2 separate regions of the Mus musculus genome follow, and region 1 is linked to region 2. Evidence: chromatin loops called from intact Hi-C (ENCODE). Cell type or tissue: left cerebral cortex. All regions are shown on one strand.

Region 1 (8,000 bases), 300 kb before region 2:
CCAAGGCCAGAAGATGTCAGTCCCTCCAGATCAGGAGTTACAAATAGTGTGAGCCAGCGTGTCGGTCCTTTTGCAAAAACACGAAACGCTTTTAACCACTGAGTCACCTCTGCAGCCCCCAAGCTTGGTATTTTAACCCTGATTAGCATTTTTTTTTTTTTTTGAAAAGCAGGCTGCTTTGTTCCAGAGAGTTATTCCAACCAAACCAGTACTGAGATTCTACTCGTATGGGAAGAAAAGAAGAGTGACAGAAAGAAGAGTTATGGGTAAGCCAGCAGAAAAACATCTTTCAGACCTCATCCTTAGAAAAGCACACGTACCAACTGGTTAGACACATCAGCGTGATCCTTTCTGGTCATTCCTTCTCCGATAGCTGACTTCATTAACCGAGAGAGTGAGGGCAGCACATTAATAGGAGGGTAAATCTGGGGTGAGGCAGGAAGAGAAGAGCCTCTGTGAACGTCAGGCTTCACTGTACAGAAACATTAAAGTCACCCGTGTCTCTCCTATCGTACACACATTTACAGGCACTGTTTCCCTAGGTGAGGCCTGGGACCTTATCTTCTAGGAAACAGTAGTGACAAATGCCTGGGACACAGTATTTCTTTTGAGAATTAGATCTAATACAGTGGAATAGAGAAAGCACAGCATTGTTCTGGAAATCTAGTTTCAACTGCCTAGACTACCAAAGTATCTACCTAAGCAGTCTCCTGCATGGACTCAAAAATCTTATAAGCAAAATGAAAAGATTATAATAATTTCCCCTAAAAGATGATCTTAGAAATCTGATGCAAAGCCAACAAAAATCATGTTTTTTTTTCAGATCATGCCATATAGTAGCACTTCTAGCATAGAATTCCCTGCCCCTACCCCCCAAAAAAAGTTCCTTGAGACAACTGATGCCATTTAAAGGCAAATAAATAAAAATAGTGATTTTTAATTCTTACTCTGCTTACTAGGAGAAAACAGTTCCAAAGAGCAAACTAAATCAGCAGAAAGTGACGAGTAGCTTCATGCCCCCAGCACTGTCCAAGAGTCAATACCTGTCTGTTGTGCAGCTGTCTGTCCACATAGATCTGGCCCTCAGTAATGTACCCAGTCAAGTCAGGGATGGGATGAGTGATATCTGCCAGAGGAAGACATAAGGCATTAAAGTACATCTCTCTCACCTGTTTGTGAAGCGCTATAGAGAACCATTTTCTGCAGTGATGTATTTGTGCTGTGATGTATATAGTGTGTGATTGTTAATGTTGTCAGCTGAATACAACCCAGGAAAAGTGTCTTGGTTGGTTTGGTCTGCAAGCATATCTGTAGGGAATTATCTTTTTTTTTTTTTTTTTTTTTAAGTTTTATTTATTTAATGTATGAGTGCTCTGTTGCATATACACTCACGGGCCAGAAGAGGGCATCATATTCCCTTATAGATGGTTGTGAACCACCCTGTGGTTGCTGGGATTTGAACTCAGGACCTCTGGAAGAGCAGTCAGTGCTCTTAACTGCTGAGCCCTCTCTCCAGCCCAGGATGAGGATGAAAGCACTCTGTAGGCGAGGTGTGCTGACCTGCGTGTGAGGCAATGAAGACACTGAGCTTCGAATTCCTCTGCTTAACCACGGTGTGACGTGACTAACTGTTTAACTCCTGCCTCCACTTTCTTACAATGACAGACTGTAATCTGGAATTATAAACTGAAATATACCCCTTTCTCTGTCAGGGTGTTCTGTCACAGCAATAGATATGGAAGCAGGACAGAGCAGCATTTGCTAAACATGGCTGCTGAGCACCTGAGCGTGGCTAATGAAACTGAAGGACTGAATTTCAAATTTCATTTTAATCAACTTGATTTTAAATATAGGGCAATGTGCCTCGCAGCTATCATATTAAATGGCCATTTCATTTGTTTAGTTACAGTAACTCCAACATGTGTTGCACACTATGAAGTACCTGTGGATGCAGACCGCTGCTCTGTGTCTGCCCTTCTCAAACAGGTCATGCAGCACAACTGACTTCTGAACCTAAGAGACCACTCTACTTCCCTGTGCCTCAGCACCTCTGCCAGGCATTCAGCAGAGCCCCACACTGAGCACACGCAGCCTTGCTGCACTGAGGCCTTCCTTACACAGGCCCAGGAAAAGCAAGCTGCTTCCTACTCAAGTTAAATATCTCAGAAGTCTGGGGCCTTTACATCTATACTCTTCACTGCAAGTTTAACTATTTACTATAACTCTGAAGGACTGGCAAGAAAATCCAAGTAGCTTACATTAAGTAGAAACAAATTCTTCATAACTAAAATAGTGCTCTGAAAATAGCAGCCATTCAATTAATACTCATAAATGAAAATTTAAAATTCAAGTTACAAAGAAAATTGCTTTTCTTACAAACAGTGGTAAGGACAATTAGAAATAATCTTTAACTGAAAATGGCATTTGGGTATAAGTATCTATTTAAGGTTAAACTTTGAGGTCAAGCTCTCAAAAGGATTGTAACTCAAAAAGGCAGACAGCTGACTTCTGCCCTACCAGGGCTAACGAGCTGGAAAAGGCACTTGGCACCAGGCCCGATGACCTGGGTTCCCTAGGTCCTACATATTAGGAGAGAATGAACTCTGGTCAAGTTGTTCTCTGACACTGTGGAAAGCACTCCCCCTGCCCCCATACACATGAATAAATATTAACACATACATACACATTCTCACAAATAAGAAGCCCTTACAATAATTAAGTCTAGAGCAATCAAAGATGCAAACTTACCGTCATTGGGCATGGTGAGAATAGGGATTTGGGTAATAGAGCCGTTTCTACCTTCCACTCGACCGGCACGTTCATAGATTGTGGCTAAGTCGGTATACATGTAGCCTGGGAAGCCTCGCCGACCAGGGACCTCTTCCCTGGCAGCTGAAACCTGATAACAAATCAAAGAAGAGTGTCATGACATGTCAGAGTAAGAAAAGGTCTGGTTAGAAGGTCTGTTTGAATATGTCCAACAAAGTGTTAACTTAGACATTTGTAAAGCAAGAATGCTGAAAATGAAAATGAATCAGAAATTCAGTTGGGGCTGGAAGCGTTGGTGCTACTCTCAGATTCTATTCATATGGTCATTTCCGCGATTTTAAGTTTGCTAAGGAGTATACATTTCTCAGCTCTGAATGGGTAGTAATCTTTGAAGTTTAGGGACACAAAAACATTCTGCTCTTTTTATAAGGCTTACTTCTGTGTTTAAAAATAAATAAGTGAATAAGTAAAATAAAAATGGGCGACAATAATAAATACTATGGATAAATAAATTCTGTGAAAGTAATTTAGTTGGGTATGGTGGTATACACCTGTAATCCCAGCATGGGAAGGCTAAGGCAGGAGGTCTTAAACATGAACTTGTGGCTAAGTCGGTGTACATGTAGCCTGGGAAGCCTCAAGGTCTCAACAGAAGTTCAAAGATAGCTTGGACCACACTGAGACCCAGTCAAGTAGAGTTAATTCCAAAGCCTAAATTTTCAATTCATTAACTATGTCATGTTGCAAATCAATCCATTTTTACGTAAAACAGTCCCAATAAGGTCAAAATGAGGAGCACAAACCAAAAACCCATCACTTGTTACACTCACACATCAGTCAGTCAGATCTTCACAACAGCCAAACAAGAAAGTTTATCTAAAATTTGCAGCCAGAACCGAGCCTCAGGTAAGCTTCCCAAGAGCAAAGAGGCAGAACCCAGCGGCATAGACTGAGAATCCCAACACTTCGGAGAGGCAGGAGATAGAAGTTTAAGGTCAATCTCAGCTACACAGTAAGATTTCAAGGCCAGCCTGGGCTACATACGCACCTGATCAGAGAGCCAGGACTCTACCCCACCACACAAAATATAATTAAAGGTCTTCCTCAGAGACATGCATAGAAGAATAGGTACTTGCATAGCTCTACCATCACAAGAACCTAAGAGGATTGCCAATGTAGGATTCTTGCACTGCTACTCAAAGTGTGAGCCACAGACCTGTGTTCATCGATGCACAATAGAACTGTCATAGCAATCTCTAAGAACACTTGGATGCTAATGAATCTAACATGAAGTAAACCTAGGTTTGCCAGGAGTGGTGGCGCACGCCTTTGATCCCAACAAACAAAAATCTTTCTCTTAGCTCATTTTTTTTCGTTAACAAAGGTATGGATCTGCTTCAATGAAGACAAGACTCCAGTCTTTCAGAGTCAACGTAAACACTGTGACAATGTGGTAATGATCTTGGGGACTTTAAAATACAGGTCATTAGAGAGCAGGTTTCCTCAGTCTTTTTGTGCACTCAAGAGTTAACAGGCTTAGCAGGCTAAGAGTGTTGGCTGAGTTCCTGGGTTTGGTTTCAAGCACCCACACTGGGATCCTCACAGCCACCCACTTCCAGGCAATCGGTGCCCCCTTCTGGCCTCCGTGAGCACATAAACACACACACACACACACACACACACACACACACACACACACACACACACACAAATGTACACAGGGTTAACACACAGTATGGTCAGAAGTTCTTGGGAATGAAACACTACCATCCGCTTGTGGTGCTTTCTTACTTCTTCAGCCCTTGAGAGAGACAGTGACAGTTACTAATTTTAATCTCACTCTCTACTATTTCCAAGTTGACAGAGACAAAAAAAATTGTACTATCTGGGTGTTTTGTTTTGTTTTGTTTTGTTTTTTTCCCGAGACAGGTTTTCTCTGTGTAGCCCTGGCTGTCCTGGAACTCACTTTGTAGACCAGGCTGTCCTCGAACTCCGAAATCCTCCTGCCTCTGCCTCCCAAGGGCTGGGATTAAAGGCGTGTGCCACCACACCCAGCCTTGTACTATCTCTTTTATGATTAAAGAAAAACAGAAACTTACAAAAGATCAAGATGACCCTACTTGACACATTTTGTTTGAGAAAAGAAGGAAAAAAAGAAGGGAAGAGTTACCTCTCGCAGCGCTTCAGCGTAGGAGCTCATGTCCGTCAGGATCACCAGCACGTGCTTCTCACACTGATATGCCAGAAACTCGGCCGTGGTCAGAGCCAGGCGAGGAGTGATGATCCGCTCAATGCTGAAAGGGAACACACGTCCCAGGTCACTCAAAAGCCACAACCAAAACAAGGCTGCGACAGCAGCATTTTCCTTTTGACACTCTTAGTTCACAGAGGAGAGGAAAACAAAATTACTTTAAAGATGCCTCTGTAGGCAGTAACTCAGAGAGAAACAAGTTTTACTTACGTTGGGTCATTAGCCAGATTCAAAAAAAGGCAGACATTGTCCATTGAGCCATTTTCTTCAAAGTCAGATTTAAAGAACCGGGCTGTTTCCATGTTTACCTAAGTATCAGTGACGTCATCAGTGCAATGCAAAAGAACATTCTCAGCATCTATTTCTGAGGAAGGCCAAGCTATAAATCTAAATTATTCTGTTTTAAACAGTCAAGCTCTCTTCCTCTTTTTTCTTTCCTCCTCCTCTTCTTTCTCTGCATGTGTGCACAAACCTTCCTCTTTCTCTCCCTCCCCTCCCCATGGGGACTCCCCTGGCCTTAATTCTTGGGGCCAGTGAATTCCCAGAGGGCAGCTTCCCCATGAACCTGCCTTTAATATAACCACATACATATGTACGTTTCAAGCCTCCATTTTTTTCTTTTTTAAGTGCAAGTCAGAGTAAAGCACTTTGGCATGCAAAGTCTTATTAGGTTTCAGCTACATGCTAAATCTGACTCCTAAGTTTTGCTAAAATGCCAAGATACAGAGTTTCTATCTAAGAATAAAGTTGATTTTGTATAGTTTATCACCTCTTTCTAACAACAGTTAATTTTATGTTATTCCCAAACATAATACCATACTTACTCCCATAGCAGCAAACACAATGGCAAAATTTTCTTCACTATAGTCCACTACATCTTTGGATTTCTTTACCAAACCAGCCTGGCGACAGATCTGAGCTGCAATCTGTTAAGGATGAAAACTAAAAATCATATCCTGACAACAAAGTAATTTATTCTTCTCTCTTGAATACTTTAATTAGTAGCCTGAATTAAAACATCAAGTCCGTGGTAGGTAAGCTGATGTGTGTATTCCCCCCGTGACTACACACGGCACGACAAGTCCATCTGCCCTCACCTCGTTGTGTGGTAATCCAGCAGCAGAAAAGATGGGGATTTTCTGTCCCCTAGCAATACTGTTCATGCCATCGATGGCGGAAATGCCCGTCTGAATCATCTCTTCTGGATAGATCCGACACTGAGGGTTGATTGGCTGACCTGATGTATTCCAAAAAGGGAAAAATGTTAGTATGTCTGCACATTGGTCATGGATACAAACAAATAATTAAAAGGTCAGAACTCAAACAAAGAATTTCTCTGTATTTATCTATCTCCTTTCAATGTTACCATAACTATTCTCTCTCCGGTAAGGCTGCCAGTAGACAGAGTTAGTTTCCCCAACACTGACACCCATCTACTGCCCCTACCCATGATGTCAAGGAAGTCTTCAGCCAGCACCACAGGGCCTCGGTCAATGGGTTTTCCTGATCCGTTGAATACTCGACCTATACAACAGCAACAAGACAGAACAGAGTAAACCCATACTTCCCAATCTGTGCTTGTATGTTTCTAGATTTTAAATAAATATGTTTAAAAGGAAACAGATCTGTGTACGGAACGAAGAGTGATAGTCACTTACCAAGCATATCCTCAGACACTGGTGTTCGGAGAATATCTCCAGTAAACTCACAGGATGTTTTCTTGGCGTCTATACCAGATGTCCCTTCAAATACCTACCAAAAAAAGAGAATCAAGTAGAAGGGTAAAAGATATTTAGGTCAGGGACACTAACTAGACCAAAGGTCCTGCTTGCAGGGTCAAACATCCCAAGGAGCTGAGGACCTTTATGTGTAAAAAGGATGTTTAAAACAAAGAACAAGGAAAAAGAAACTAAGGACTTCTGGCCATCTTATAAATATAAAAAAACCAAAAAACCAATAACCCCCAGAACCCCATCCATCTACTTTTACAAATTTAACCTGCTACTGCCCTAGAATATTTTTTGGGTACATACTGAGAAATTTCTCTTTCTCTATAATAAAATAACATTAAAAGATAGGAATTTTAAGGAAGAAATCCAAGAGCTGAGTTAGGTACCATTTTGATGGCATCCGATCGCCAGTGAATGCACTTCTCATCACTGTCCTGTCACGGAACGATGGGCTTTGATTGGGAAATGCCTCAATGGTTCTGAGTGGCACTCACCTGAACCACTGCTTTGGAGCCACTAACTTCTAGGACTTGCCCACTTCTCTTTGTGCCATCTGGTAATGTCAAGTGGACAATCTCAGCGTATCTGGGAAACTAAGCAGGAGCACAGTGAGGGATTAGTAATCAGCATCCTAGACGGTACCCACGCTACTCTACGCATCTCCACCATGGCCTTGTTGTCTAGGCACTTTCTTCAACAAATACATGGGAGTTGCATCTGGATCCCTGTAACTTATATTACTAGTGTACAAAGTGGCAAACTAGTGCAAGGTACAGAGAGAAGGATATGATCCTACAAAAGCACAGCAATTACATTTAATAGTTTTCCTCTATGTGTATAGGTTTAGAGACTGCAGAAAGATATAAAGTTACCAACAATGTTTCTAGCACTCACAGATTGATGTTCACTGGGCTATGTTTATCTGCAATCACACAGGCCTCATGTAAGAGATGAAAGATAAATTGTTATTATGTAATATTATTATCAGACTAAGATAATGTGCAAGGTCTCCCTCAATCTAATCTAAACAGATATATATCCTCCTATGCAAGAATGTAGAATCTATATCTCTAAGATTCTCCTCTACCCCACAGCCCCATCCAGTTTTTTACACTGTTCATTTTTTAAGACACTATGTAATGTAACTCAAGCTGGCCTCAAACTCACTATCTATATCTAGTATCTAGTGTACACACACACACACACACACACACACACACACACACACACACACACACACACACAGAACC
Region 2 (8,000 bases):
ATGGTGCCGGGAGTGGTGGTGCACGCCTTTAATCCCAGCAGTCGGGAGGCAGAGACAGGCGAATTTCTGAGTTTGAGGCCAGCCTGGTCTACAAAGTGAGTTCTAGGATAGCCAGGGCTATACAAAGAAACCCTGTCTCAAAAAAAAAAAAAAATAACCAACCAAACTAAACAAACAAACAAACAAACAAAAACCAAAAAAAAAAGAAAAGAAGGAACACGGTGAATTTGCTGTGTCTGACTTTCTTTCTTTCTGTCATCTAGACCCATCCATTTTGCCAAAAATGATGTACTATCAAGTCTTATAACTAAATATTATTGTAATATACCTATATCACACATTTACATTTTATCTACTCATGGGCATTTAGATTGATAGTCACTACAAACGGTACAGTAACAAACACAAATATGCAGATGTTTCTTTGATATGCTAATTTCCTTTAGAAACAACAGTTAAGGTAGGTCTACTGTCAGATTATGTGCCCCCCACTATTTTGCATAAGAGCTGTACTAATTTACATTCCTGTCAACAGCTCAGTGTTAGTTTTTCTCCATACTAAGGATTTATTATTTCTCATCTTTACATCATTGCATTAGTCACTTCAAGTTCTTCTGAGACGTTTATTCATATTGAATTATTCCTTATTGTTTGCATGAGGGGTGGACTCCCCTTCTGACCTGCAGCTACGAACAAAGACAATCTCACGACAGAAGCCTGCCAGGTTAACTAACTCTTCTCTGCAGGACTTCACACAAGATGGAGCTCTTAACATCATCTCTTTTTAAAATTATTTTGTTACTAGTACTACTACTAGACAGAGTTTCTCTCTGGCTGTTATTATTATTACTATTATTATGATTTTAAGTCATGGTTTCTCTGTAAAGCATTAGCTATCCTGAAACTCACTCTGTAGACCCTGGCCTTGAAGTCTGCTTTCCAGCACTGTCTGTGTGTGCATGAGTGTGCTCGTGTGTGTGTGTGTGTGTGTGTGTGTGTGTGTGTGTGTGTGTGTGCGCGTGTGTGCGTGTGTGTGTGTGCGCGTGTGTGTGCGTGCGTGTGTGCGCGTGCATGTGTGTGCGTGTGTGTGTGTATGCGCGCGCGTGTGCGTGCGTGTGTGTGCGTGCGTGTGTGTGTGTGTGCGTGTGTGTGTGCGTGCGTGCGTGTGCGTGTGTGGATGCGTGTGTGTGGCGCAGTGTGTGTGTGCGTGCGTGTGTGTGGCGCAGTGTGTGGGTGCTATGAGAGTACAGTAAATGCATGTGCATGTGAAGACCTGAGGTTGACGTCCAAACTCTTTCTTGGTCACTTTCTGCACTCCTTATTGAGAAAGGGCTCTCCCTGAGGCTAGAGAAAGCCAGTTGAGACTTGTCTAGCTGGCCAGTTTGCCTCCTTAGCGCTGGGATTACAGGCAGCGGTTGGGCCCGCCCAGCTTTAGTCTTGTTCCTCACACTTGTATGATGAGCACTTTATCCAGTGAGCAATCGCTCATCCCCATCCAATAGCATTTTAGGTGTTTACCCTTCAGTTAGGAATCTTTGGATCAAAAAAAAAAAAAAAAAACTACCCTCTTCTCTTGCAAAACTTCCCCAAAGAAGTGTATCTGTGCATGACACTGATTTTTTAACAAACTGGTTTTGTTTTCTACACAACCAAAAACTTTGAATTCTAGAAATCAACTCTTCATTACCGTCTCCCTTTATCCATCTGCCATTCGCATCTCATTCCAACAACATTCAGAATCTTAAACAACCTCTCCCAGGGGTCGACGATGTGGGATGATTTCTCAGTCAGTCCTTCTATTATGTACTTCTGAGAGCTACGCTTGCTAGGCGACATTAAATCAGATGTATCCTGTGCACCTGACGTGTGAGAGAAAATAACCCACAATTAGTATCACTACTTATTTATATGGTACTTGACAGAGAAAAAAAATCTGACTCTTCATTCACAAGACAAAAGTACTGTACATCACAGTGGGGGCGGGGAAGCTCATAGGGATAGAAAAAAAATTAAAACAAAAACCCCATAAGCTACAATTATTACTACTTAATTATGCGGCACTGGATAGAGACGAGGAAGATCTAAATCTTCACTCAAACGGATGACTGACCACTGACCCTGACACATCAGCAGCACAGCGCCCTAAAGGGCGTCTCCTCAAAGATGATGCTGGAACTGAGAAGCACTGATTACCCAGGAGCAAAGAGCTAGAAAAGAGGCAAGAGAGGAGGAGCCGAAGCAGCTGAAGGACCCCAGGGCACGTCACAGCTCCCCACAAAGTCTGGAAACCGACACTGACACCCAAAGGTCCTCACAGAGCAGAGCACACTGCTTAGAGGGAAATCTGAGATTATAAAAAACAACCAAACAAACAAACTAATAATGACCAAGCAAAGCCCAAGTGGCACAGTCCTGCAAAAGTGACAGTTCCCCAAGGAGCCCGCCCACAGGTCCTTCTCCCAGGATCTCCTCAGGGCTAATGATGGACCTGGGGTGGAAGATAGGTCAGCAGCCTATCACTGAACACTCCTGCCTTTGTTGTTTTAATGGCTGCTCACTGAGGGGTATAGTTTTGGGTGGTTCTCTCTCTTTTTGTCCCTTCTTTTTTGTGTTAGAAAGCTTTATTTTTCTCAATTCATAACATTTTAATTAAAATATAATTATATAATTTCCCCTTCCCATTCCTCCCCACATCTGACCCTCCAATCCTAAAGTTTAAAACATAAAAAAAAAATATCCTGGTGAAAAAGTTATAAAGTCCCAAAGAAACTATTTGTCCAGCTAAGCAATGTGTTTAAGTATTAAAAAGAGTCAAAAGGTTTTTTTAAATAAAAAACTTTAAAGTTATAATAGTAATTTATTAGTAAAGAAAGACAAAACTTTTATGCATGCCTTTATCCCAGCACTTGGGAGGCAGAGGCAGGCAGATTTCTAAGTTCGAGGCCAGCCTGGTCTACAAAGTGAGTTCCAGGACAGCCAGGGCTACACAGAGAAACTGTCTCGAAAAACCGAAAAAAAAAAAGCCAAAAAACTTTTAATAAATTTTGCATAGGCTGAGTTTATAAGTCCACAGCTGCATGCAGTGAAATGAGGCCTTCAATTCCCCTGAACCCTGCCACACCCAGTTAACTTTCAGTCCTGCAAGCTCCACCTATGGCAAGTGCCACAATCAGCTGGATCGTCTCTTACATACAATGTTCAATTAGGAGTTCTCCATATTTAGGAATGCTGAGATACACAAACACCACGTGCCACTGTTGTCTACAGTATTCAGTACAGTAACTGTACTGGTCTGTACCTTAGAGGCAGTAAGCTATTCCACATAGAATTAGCCCATGGCATAGTGGGCTATACCATCTAGCTTGGTATACCTATGCTGTTCATACAGTAAATCGCTAACAGCACACGTGTGGGATGACTGTAGTGGCTGGTCAAAGCAGGAAGTGGCTTCTGAACTATGGCACCTGTGTGATGCTTAGCAACCAGACTATTTCAGTCAAGTAGGAAAAATATCAGCTCTTAATTATTACATACTTTTTTCCCTAGAGTCACCTTTTAGAAAAACTACCAAACAAGTACATATCCAGAGAGTGACAATCAGTGGGCCTTCTAAATGACTTTAGCAAAGCCAGTCTAAGCTTGCACCTACCTTGATGCTGATTTTCTGACTGTGTGGACCGAGTGACATAGTTGATGTAAAATTCAGCTGCTTTGTTCAAGTATTTATATAAGAGATTGGCGGGCAAGCGGACATCATGGTTGTTGATTATTAGAGGAAGGACATCACAAACTGTTGGAAGGAGGAAATGGACTCATCAGGCTGTTTACACTAGAGTTCAGACAGAAACTAATCCATTTTCCTGTTCACTGAACCTAGTGTCTAAAACATACAGGGGAATTCACTTGTGGCACAACTGTTTAAATCAGCTGTACAAACAGACATCAGTGGAGGGAGCAGGAAGGAACACAAACGCCTGTGGATCTGACACCACGGACAGATCTGCCACTGGCCCTGTGAGGAGGCACAAGTGTCCATGACTAGGCTTCATATGTACACATATGCTATACACATGCTATCAGAGATTTGGCATGTTAAATAACTCAACTAAGAGTTGTTTAAAATGCTTTGCAGCTTGAGAATATAAAAGCAAGATTAAATTTTATGACAAAGAGCTCATTTGCTGTATATGTGACATAACTCCTGAAATGACAATTCTAGGTATTCCACTTACCCCCCCCCAAAAAAAAAAACAATAAAAATTCAACGTTTCTTACCAAATAGCTTTCTAAAGCAGTTAACAGGAGAGTCTTGTTCTTCAATGGTTTCAGCTTCCAGCAGGGCCTCCCCGAGGCCAACCTGTTTCAGAATAAAATATCATTTAAATGTGTGCAGTGCAAGATGTCAGAATTATGGGCAGCAGCAGTATTCTCTTATTTATCACATAGAGTTTTCAAAGAAACAAACAGTTCTACTTTAAGGACTAGAAACACCAGAGTACGTCAGTGACACTGCCGGGAAGATCAGGTTCACCGAGTACCTGTCCATTCTGGTCTCACTCCGCTCTGAACTCGCAGAGTTAAAGGGGTAACAAAATGTCCACGGAAACCCCAGCATAACACTGGAGGGAAAGCAGATAATGATAGCTGGAGAGATTTTCTAAGAAACTAGAAACCAACTTTACACTGTCAAGACACACAAGACTAACAATGCTTACTCTCGGAGACCCCAGAAGACCACCAGTATGTGAAATACTGGACAAAATGTCTTGGGTTTTCAGACCACCTTCCTCTCATAGGTGTCCTAGCACAGCAGAAAGTCTCCTATCAAAATGCACCCAAATGTTCAATTCATTCTCTTTGCAGTACTGTAGAGATCTCCGAGGTGAGAGCGAAACAGTGCAAAAGATCACATGACTTACAAAGTTAAAAGCCACTGCAATGATCAAAGAATGTATGGTCCGAGTTGTGTCCTCCAAACTCATATCCACCGAGGACCTAAGAATACATATATTCTGTATATATGTATGTATAATATGTGTGTGAGTGTGTGTGTGTATGCATGTATGTGTATATATATGTCTGTGTATAGCCACGTGTGGCTTACAATAGGGGTATGGCCTAGGAAATGCATCATTAGGCAATTCATTCACAGAGTATACATCACAAACCATACTGTCCCCGGACGGTTTAATTTCACAGGACCACTGTCATGTACATAAACCATTACTGACCAAAATCACATTATGGGCTTCATGACTGCATAGCTCATCTTCAGGGAAAAGCACTCTATGTAGATAAAGTTAGTTAAAATGAGGTCATTTTGGAATAGCCAAAACGTAGTGACTGGCATCCTAAAGAATGCCAAGGAAAGAGAGAGATACACAGAGGAAGGACCAGGTAACAACTGAGCCAAGAACTGGAGTGAAACAGCTAATAACTGACACCGCTGGAAGAATATCTCCTGGAGCCTTTAGGGGGAATACCAACACCTTCCTTTAGGATTGATTGCAGCTTTCAGAATTGTGAAAAAATACCCCACTTCTGGTGTGCTATAATGGCAGACATAGAAAGCTAGTCAAGGAAATATGGAAAAAGTTAACTAGGCCAGGCACTAGAAAAATGACAGGGGAAAAGCCAACAACAGACTTTGAATAAAAGGAATGAATGGTTTGAGCTGTGACGACCCATGGGTTACAGGAAGTTAGTAACATTTAGAACTAAGTTTCTTTGGGGTAAGTAACACCAACCCACCAACGTTTGCCAGCAGCACTCACTACGCATCCTAGAACTAGGGAAGTGCCAGACTAGATGAGCCAACAGGCTCGAAGTGCAGGAACACTTGAAAATATAAACTATGACTCCTATTTATTTCAAATTCACTTATTTATGGGTCTGGGGTAGCAAATGCACCATCATGGCACTAAGGTAGAGATCAAAAGACAACTTGCTGTAATCAGTTTCCTTCTTCCACCATGAGGGACCTAGGGGTGGGACTCAGCTTGTCAGGCTTGGCAGCATTTTTACCCACTGATCCATCTGGCCAGTGCTCTGACTCTCACTTAAATGCTAACACATTGTCAAACCCAATGGAAATAAGTGACTTTCTACTATTCAGATTGCCAGTGAATACTACTGTTGACACTTGGGGACTATTCCTTAGGCTGATAAGGCTGTGTGTCAGGAGCCATCTAGGAGAGGCAAAAGCTAGCAGTTGACTTTTCTGCAGATGGTCCACCGTTTTTGCATGGTCTGTGATGGGTAAATTCTGAATTGCAAGGTCTTCAGAAATCTCATCTCTGGATTGATTCTTATTGCTGTTATGCCCTTTCTGGTCATTATTAAATTAGTCTAATAATTCCTAGGCATTAGCCCACCCTACTGGGCAGATTTTCTGCAGATCAACAAAGATGTACTCTCTTGTAACAATGCTGAACAGGCAAATTGATGATTTCATAATTCTTAATAAGGATTCTATAGAATTCCTAAATATATACCGGTAATTTTGAGCTCTCTATACAAAAGGCTGCAATTAAGGCTCTGTAAACCGTCCTGTATCATGGGCTAATTGTACTAGGATAGAAAGCAGGCTTGAGCAAATTCATGATCAGGGAAAACATTCCTTCTGGGTTGGTTGTGAAACCATTATTTTATAACTGAGGTCGTAAACTGGGAATGGATAATTGATTGTAGGTGCAAGGACAGAAGATAAAATATTGACTAGCTTTTTCTATATAAACTTCAATACGAATCAGAAACAAGGCAGATGATTTGCCTCTTGACAAAACTGTGCTAACTTAAGACCTAAGAATTATTGTTTTAGACTCCTAATGAACCTGTGGGAGCTAGTGACAGATAATCAATGTTTAATTAAATAACTAGTCTTAACAGAAACACATGTAAACCGTTCTGTTGTAACTTCTTTTCAATTTAAGATTTGAATTTATATTTGAACTTTTGAGAAAAGATGCTTAGCAGACCATGTGATCGCGTATCCTAAAAAAGTACAAGAACGAGGAACAATGCCAGTAAGAGGAGAGCAGAGCAGAGAGAGCAGGCAGGCTTCTTCTTACCACGAGGCAGGCTTCTTTTTTCTCTCTTTTTTAAAGCAGACTGGATGTGAGATTTATTATTGAACATGATTTGGTGGGGTATAGGAGAACACTGTGGAAGCCTTCAGGAATGCAGTGCGCTCTCTCCACTTGTTCTGGGAACCACAACTGGGGATATATTTGACACCACAGCCATCAGGTATGGGCTGCTTCTCAGCAACCACACCTTCACATTCATCTGCATTAACCCTGGTGAAGCCTCGCTTCTTAGAGATGTGGACTTCTGCTGGCTGGAGAGCTTGAACTTGGCTCTGCAGAGAGCCTCACGTTCCTTATCCTGCAGCTTGGTGTGGATGGACACGATGACCTGGCCATGTGAACCCTGGCCACTCTGCCCTGGGGCTTCCCATAGGCACCATGCATACCCGGAGCCTGTCAGCCCCAGCACTGGACATCTTGTTGATACGGATGACATGGAAAGGGTGGAGCCTCACTCGGATCTGAAAGCCATCCTTGCCGCAACTCTTTAGCATGTATCTGTTGGCACAAATACGGGCAGCCTCTAGTGCTTCAGAAGAGAGCTGTTCTTATTCATCTGACTCCATATGGCCACAAAGTGGGAATTCATCAACTTTCGCTTTCTTCTATCCCAAGTCAAAGATGCGGATCTTAGCATCAGGGACACCACAAAGAAATGAGACTTTGGGTATGGCTTGTTCTTACAATACCAGTAACACCTTACTGGTGGGGTGACAGCCAGTTGGTGGTGTACCAGAGGAAAAAAAAGACAGTTTTTTCTTAACTGAAGCTTTTTTTTTTTTTAATTGACAAGGTTACAGGGCTTTTTCATACTCAATAAAAAGGAAGAAGTTTTTCGTTCTCTGAGCAATAAAGGTAGAGCTTATATTTCATCCAGAATGACTGAGTTCCATGATGGTGCTTACTCAATGA

What was found. Peaks named below come from ENCODE experiments on the same cell type or tissue, not always from the same donor. Only the 100,000 strongest peaks of a DNase experiment are listed, where the experiment ranks them.
Region 1: a loop joins it to region 2, with 5 times the contacts of the local background. A loop is called at or near these places in 4 of 42 quality-filtered maps.

Annotation. Positions count from the first base shown.
Region 1 is chr8:69,100,708-69,108,707 of GRCm38, reverse strand. Atp6v1b2 (ATPase, H+ transporting, lysosomal V1 subunit B2) reads right to left here. Exons shown (of 14, transcript NM_007509.3): 3 at 7,245-7,343; 4 at 6,679-6,772; 5 at 6,467-6,544; 6 at 6,118-6,257; 7 at 5,845-5,946; 8 at 5,231-5,328; 9 at 4,940-5,063; 10 at 2,749-2,899; 11 at 1,044-1,126; 12 at 321-425. Among named protein-coding and RNA genes, the nearest start is that of Slc18a1, 15 kb to the right of the region's middle. In left cerebral cortex, a CTCF peak has its summit at 1,405 (motif pointing right); a DNase peak (open chromatin) is centred at 4,369.
Region 2 is chr8:68,798,673-68,806,672 of GRCm38, reverse strand. Ints10 (integrator complex subunit 10) reads right to left here. Exons shown (of 17, transcript NM_027590.4): 5 at 4,276-4,357; 6 at 3,650-3,790; 7 at 1,688-1,859. It also overlaps the pseudogene Gm15549. Among named protein-coding and RNA genes, the nearest start is that of Ints10, 8.7 kb to the right of the region's middle. In left cerebral cortex, no CTCF peak of the experiment used is centred here; no DNase peak of the experiment used is centred here.